Regions from separate parts of the Homo sapiens genome. Here region 2 is linked to region 1. The links are chromatin loops, found by intact Hi-C in ENCODE. Cell type or tissue: chondrocyte. All regions are shown on one strand.

The links. Hi-C counts contacts between places; a loop is a spot of excess contacts. Peaks named below come from ENCODE experiments on the same cell type or tissue, not always from the same donor. Only the 100,000 strongest peaks of a DNase experiment are listed, where the experiment ranks them.
Region 2: it touches region 1 in a loop (5-fold over the local background); 5 of 110 quality-filtered maps call a loop at or near these places.

Annotation. Positions count from the first base shown.
Region 1 is chr18:3,770,033-3,772,532 of GRCh38, reverse strand. All of the region lies in intron 5 of DLGAP1 (DLG associated protein 1), which reads left to right. Among named protein-coding and RNA genes, the nearest start is that of DLGAP1-AS3, 110 kb to the left of the region's middle. RefSeq lists a silencer at 907-1,126. In chondrocyte, CTCF peaks have their summits at 830, 1,035 (motif pointing left) and 1,267; no DNase peak of the experiment used is centred here.
Region 2 is chr18:5,056,401-5,058,900 of GRCh38, reverse strand. No RefSeq gene overlaps it. Among named protein-coding and RNA genes, the nearest start is that of LINC01892, 24 kb to the left of the region's middle. In chondrocyte, a CTCF peak has its summit at 964 (motif pointing right); no DNase peak of the experiment used is centred here.

The DNA of each region.
Region 1 (2,500 bases):
AGAAAAGAAAGAAAGAATACACAAGGAGCTCATTAAGATCTCCGGGACAGAAGAAAGAAAGAAAGAAAGAAAGAGGGGGGTGGGGGGGAGGGAGGGAGGGAGGAAGGAAGGAAAGAAAGAAAGAGAAAGAAAGAAAGAAAGAAAGAAAGAAAGAAAGAAAGAAAGAAAGAAAGAAAGAAAGAAAGAGAGAGAGAGAGAGAAGGAGAGAAAGGAAGGAAGGAAGGAGAGAAAGAAAGAAAAGGAGAAAAGGAGAGAAAGGAAGGAAAGAGAGAAAGAAAGGAAGGAAAGAAGGAAGGAGAGAAAGAAAAGAAAGAGAGAAAGAAAAGGAGAGAAGAAGAGAAAGGAAGGAAGGAGAGAAAGGAAGGAGAGAAAGAAAGGGAAGGAAGGAAGGAGAGAAAGAAAAGAAAAGAAAGAAAGGAAAGAAAAGAAAAGAAAGAAAGGCTTAGGTTTTAACTGTTTTTACCATCAGAGTCTATGGTTGTTATAAAATAGTCAAATATTGCAATCTATTCATAATTCTATTGTATTTTAAATTTGCGCTTCTGTTCCCGAAATAAGCTTCACCACTTGCAGCTTAAGCCACAGAAATGCGAACTCAGAAGGGACCGGGAGAGGAGAGAATGTTCTTTCAGCGTTAGAAATTTATCTTGTAAATAGAAGCTGGCAGTGGCCACATGGATTTTTTTTTTTTTTTCAGAGCTAGGGCAGGCAGTTAGTAGACCTCAGTTACAGCGTCAGCTCTGCCACTAACTAGCTAGTTAGACCCAGAGCTGCTCTGAGCCTTAATTTTTTATCCGTTGAAGGAGAGCCTTTGAAAGAAGATAACAGCAATCCAGGCCCCTGACATCCTTTGATTCTTTGATTAAGTCACCAACGTCAAACATGGAAAAACTTGAATGAGCAACTCGCTCAGGATTTCCTGGAAGGCACCCTGACTTGGAGAGTGGTATTATGCAAGTCCCGCAGTACACACGGCACGTCCCGCCCGGGCGGTCCTGCGCAGTCCTCAGCCTCGACCGCCCCCTGCCGGTCCTCCCCGGGACTGACGCCGCCACCCGCCCCCGGGCCGAGCGCGTCTCCGGGGAAACACAGACGCACTCTCAGCTCCCCTGGACCTACGCCGTCGTCCCCCCACCGTCCTTCCACGGGGGCGCAGGAAGGAGTGGGACGGAGCATCGGTGCCTTTTTCATTAGAATAGACACAAAGCCCAATTAATAAAGACCCAGAGAAGAGGAAGGGAAGAACAAGACCCAGGGGTTAGAAGAGAGAAGAACAAGAGCGGATTCTCAGCCATGGGACCGCAGCTTGTGAAAGGGGAGCTTTGTTTATTTATTGTCTAATCTCCTTGCTGCCCTGAGCTCGTGCAGCACGTTCCTTATCGGAATCTTGGGAGCTTGGGAATTTCCACAACAGAATATGTCGAATAGCTTATATTGCTAGCATAATAGAGTACATTTTGACCAGAAAGCTTTTATCCCTTTTCATGTGGTAGTGATTGTTCGGTGCTTCTCTATAGAAAAGTTAAACCATCCTCAATACGGTGAATATTATCTTTCCATTCTTTCACCCAAGGCATAAGAAATTACTATAATTTACCATGGCATAAAGGTAATAAAAGTGGGTAGAAGTCATCTTTCCAACACCTAAACACCTATCTGGAAAAGCTTTTGACCACCAACAGTACTCATTATTTCTGTCTTTGTACCTAATTGATTTAGTCAGAGTATCTGTGGCCATTTAAATACTATGTGATTCTGGTGATAATGGATTGATGGGGCATGTTTCCATTTCACTCACAAATGCTTTCAAATATACTTCTGCCTTATAGCGTATGCAATTATACTTTCTGTTCAGAATCTGTGAAGTTAATGATTCTTCACATTTCCTGGAAAACTTTTATGTTTTTGTTCAGATGAATGAGTAGTTATTTTCTCTAAGTATAAATTTCAGAGCTGTTGCATTTCTACAGCTAAAGCCCATGTAAAACATAGCCAATGAATGGGCATTCATCTGTGTTTCATGGCACATCAAAATGTATTTTAAATGCCTTTTCCTATGGCCACCTCCAGTCTTTTTTGCCTTAATTATGGCATCAAGGTGACTATTAGGAGTTTGCAGTAGCCAGTGATGTGGGGGTAAGGCAGGAGCAATATTCAGGACATGTGTCTGGTCATTAAGAAGTACCCAAATTTCTAGAGACTCAGAGAAGAATAAGAGGAAAATTCCACCACCTCCCTTCTCCTGCCTGCCTTCTCTCTCCCACAGTGACAGCACTGACCTATCAGACAGGGAAAATGGAAGATGCAGGCCTTATGCATAGTAGTGCCTGTCTCCAACCAGGTCCCAAGTCCACCCATGAGTACATTCTTCAAGTGTGCTCTTCTCACTGCCACACACACAGACCCTGGTTCATCATGGCAGACGTTTAAAAATTTGGAGACTAACTTGGTTCTACTTATTCTTAGGTACAAACTCAGTTCCAATGTCCAGCTTTGAACT
Region 2 (2,500 bases), 1.3 Mb before region 1:
GAGCCGAGATGATGCTGTCTACGTAGAGCAGCCTCTGACCACAGAGTGGGGAAGAGAAAGCTGTACTATAGATGGGAGGTGGGGAAGGGCAGGGAGGCAAACAGAGAGCAATCAAGACAAGGGAGAAGTGTAGAAAATGTAGCTGAAGAGAAAAAAAGTTGCTTATAGAACTGTCCATGAGGAAAATGAGAATATGCCTTGTTTTAAAACCTCAAAGGACTGATTCACACTCTTATTTAGTGGAAATACATCAAGAGACTGCAAGCTTAACTTTCTCACAAACACATACATCTAAAAATAGCCTTTTGGAATCTAATTTATTGGTAAGCAAAGGATTGCAGCATTTGACTTACAATTAAGGTGTCACCTCCAAGTTAATCATAGGTCCATGGTTTGAATAGCTTAGATTCTCAACTTTCCAGAACATTTAGTAAGCGCTTGTGAAAAAGCTAAGAGCTCTGAAGGATAGAGGGGTTTATAGAAGATGTGAGACTGGTACCCTAATGCCTTCGTCAGGATCAGTATGGAGCAGACCCTCAGGACTGCAGAAGCAAGATCAATTCCTTTTGACAGGAATGACCAGTCAAAGACATGATGCAAAAGGCAGCATTTAAGGTACTCTTTAAAAAAATTTTATTATTATTATACTTTAAGTTTTAGGGTACATGTGCACAACGTGCAGGTTTGTTACATATGTATACATGTGCCATGCTGGTGTGCTGCACCCATTAACTCGTCATTTAGCATTAGGTATTTCTCCTAATGCTATCCCTCCCCCCTCCCCCCACCCCACAACAGTCCCCGGTGTGTGATGTTCCCCTTCCTGTGTCCGTGTGTTCTCAGTGTTCAATTCCCACCTAAGAGTGAGAACATGGACTTTTGTTTTTAACTAAGGGAACAAAGTCCTTTGATCCTTAAGGGGGTTTTGAGCCCAGCCTCGGTGTAGTTACCATTTATATCCACAAGATGGCAGGCACGACCCGGGAAGAGCCTGCAGTAGCCACCTCTGGATTTCAAGGTCTCCAGGCTCAGCCAGCTGGTGAGGTCTCTTGAGTCTCAAGAGAGGTTAGTGGGCAATGGCTTAGAAGCTGGGATTCAATTAGTAGCTTTTCCTATGTGGGAAAAAGCATCAGATCAGAGGACAATAAAGTAGCTAGGAGAAGTCATGAGGACCTGAGAAAGGAGGTAAGCAAATTAAAGCAAAATCAAGCAAAATCTGGATAGAGGAAGTAGGGTCATTTTAATAAAGAGTTGTTGCATGGCGAAAAAATCACAGGGACAGGCGGAAGGTCGGAGGAGCCAGAACGCCGGGTTGGAAAGTGAAAGGCTAAGAGATAAACCAGGCAGCAGAATGGAGGAAGTAGGGAAGAGGAGAGGGGCGTGTCAGGACAGCCAGAAGAGGTCTGAGCTTACAGTGCTATTCCTGCCCTCCTGTCCACATCCCTTGGTATGTCAAGGAGGGTTGACTGCTAGGATGGATTCTGACTTATTGGATCTTGGAGGAGGAGCAGGAAATAGAAGGCACAGAATAAGCCAAATCCACAGCCAATTCAGAGAATGGCAAACACTTCATTTTTAAAAAATTTAGATTCAAGAGCCACATGCACAGGTTTGTACTATACTGCATAATGCTGGGATTTGGACTTCTACAGAACCCATCACGCAAACAGTGAACATAGTGCCCAGTAAGTAGTTTTTCATCGCTTTCCCCTCTCTCTCTGTCCCCATTTTTGGAGTCCCCAGTGTCTATTTTTTCCATGTTTATGTTCATGTGTATCCATTGTTTAGCTCCCACTTATAAGTGAGAACATGTGATATTTGATTTTCTGTTTCTGTGTTAATTCACTTAGGATAATGCCTCAAGCTGCATCCATGTTGCTACAAAGGACATGATTTTCTTCTTTTTATGGCCGTATAGTATTCCATGGTGTATATGGAATTTTCTTTATTCAACGCACCATTGATGGGCACTTAGGTTGATTCCATGACTTTTTTTTGTGAATAGTGCTGTCATAAACGTAAGAGTGCAGATGTCTTTTTGACAGAACTGTTTATTTTCCTTTAGTAGATACCCAGTAGTGAGATTCCTGGGTTGAACGGTAGTTCTAGTTTTGGTTCTTTGAGAAATCTCCATACTGTTTTGCCTAGAGGTTGTACTAATTTACATTCCCACCAACAGTGTGTAAGAGTTCCCTCTACCACTGTTTTTCTCTGATGCACAGATATAACTATCTCACTCCAAATGTTTTACTTTTTTTTATTTTTAAGATCCAAGGTCTTGCTCTGTCATTCAGGGTGGAATGCAGTGTGAAATTATAGCTCACTACACTGCCACATCGATCTCCTGGGCTTAAGTGATCTTCTTGCCTCAGCCTCTTGAGTCGCTGGGACTATAGGCATACACTACTGTGACCAGCTATTTTAAAAATAATTTTTAAAAAAAAATTTAAAAAATAATTTTAAACTATGTTGCCCAAGTCGGTCTTCAACTCCTGGCCTC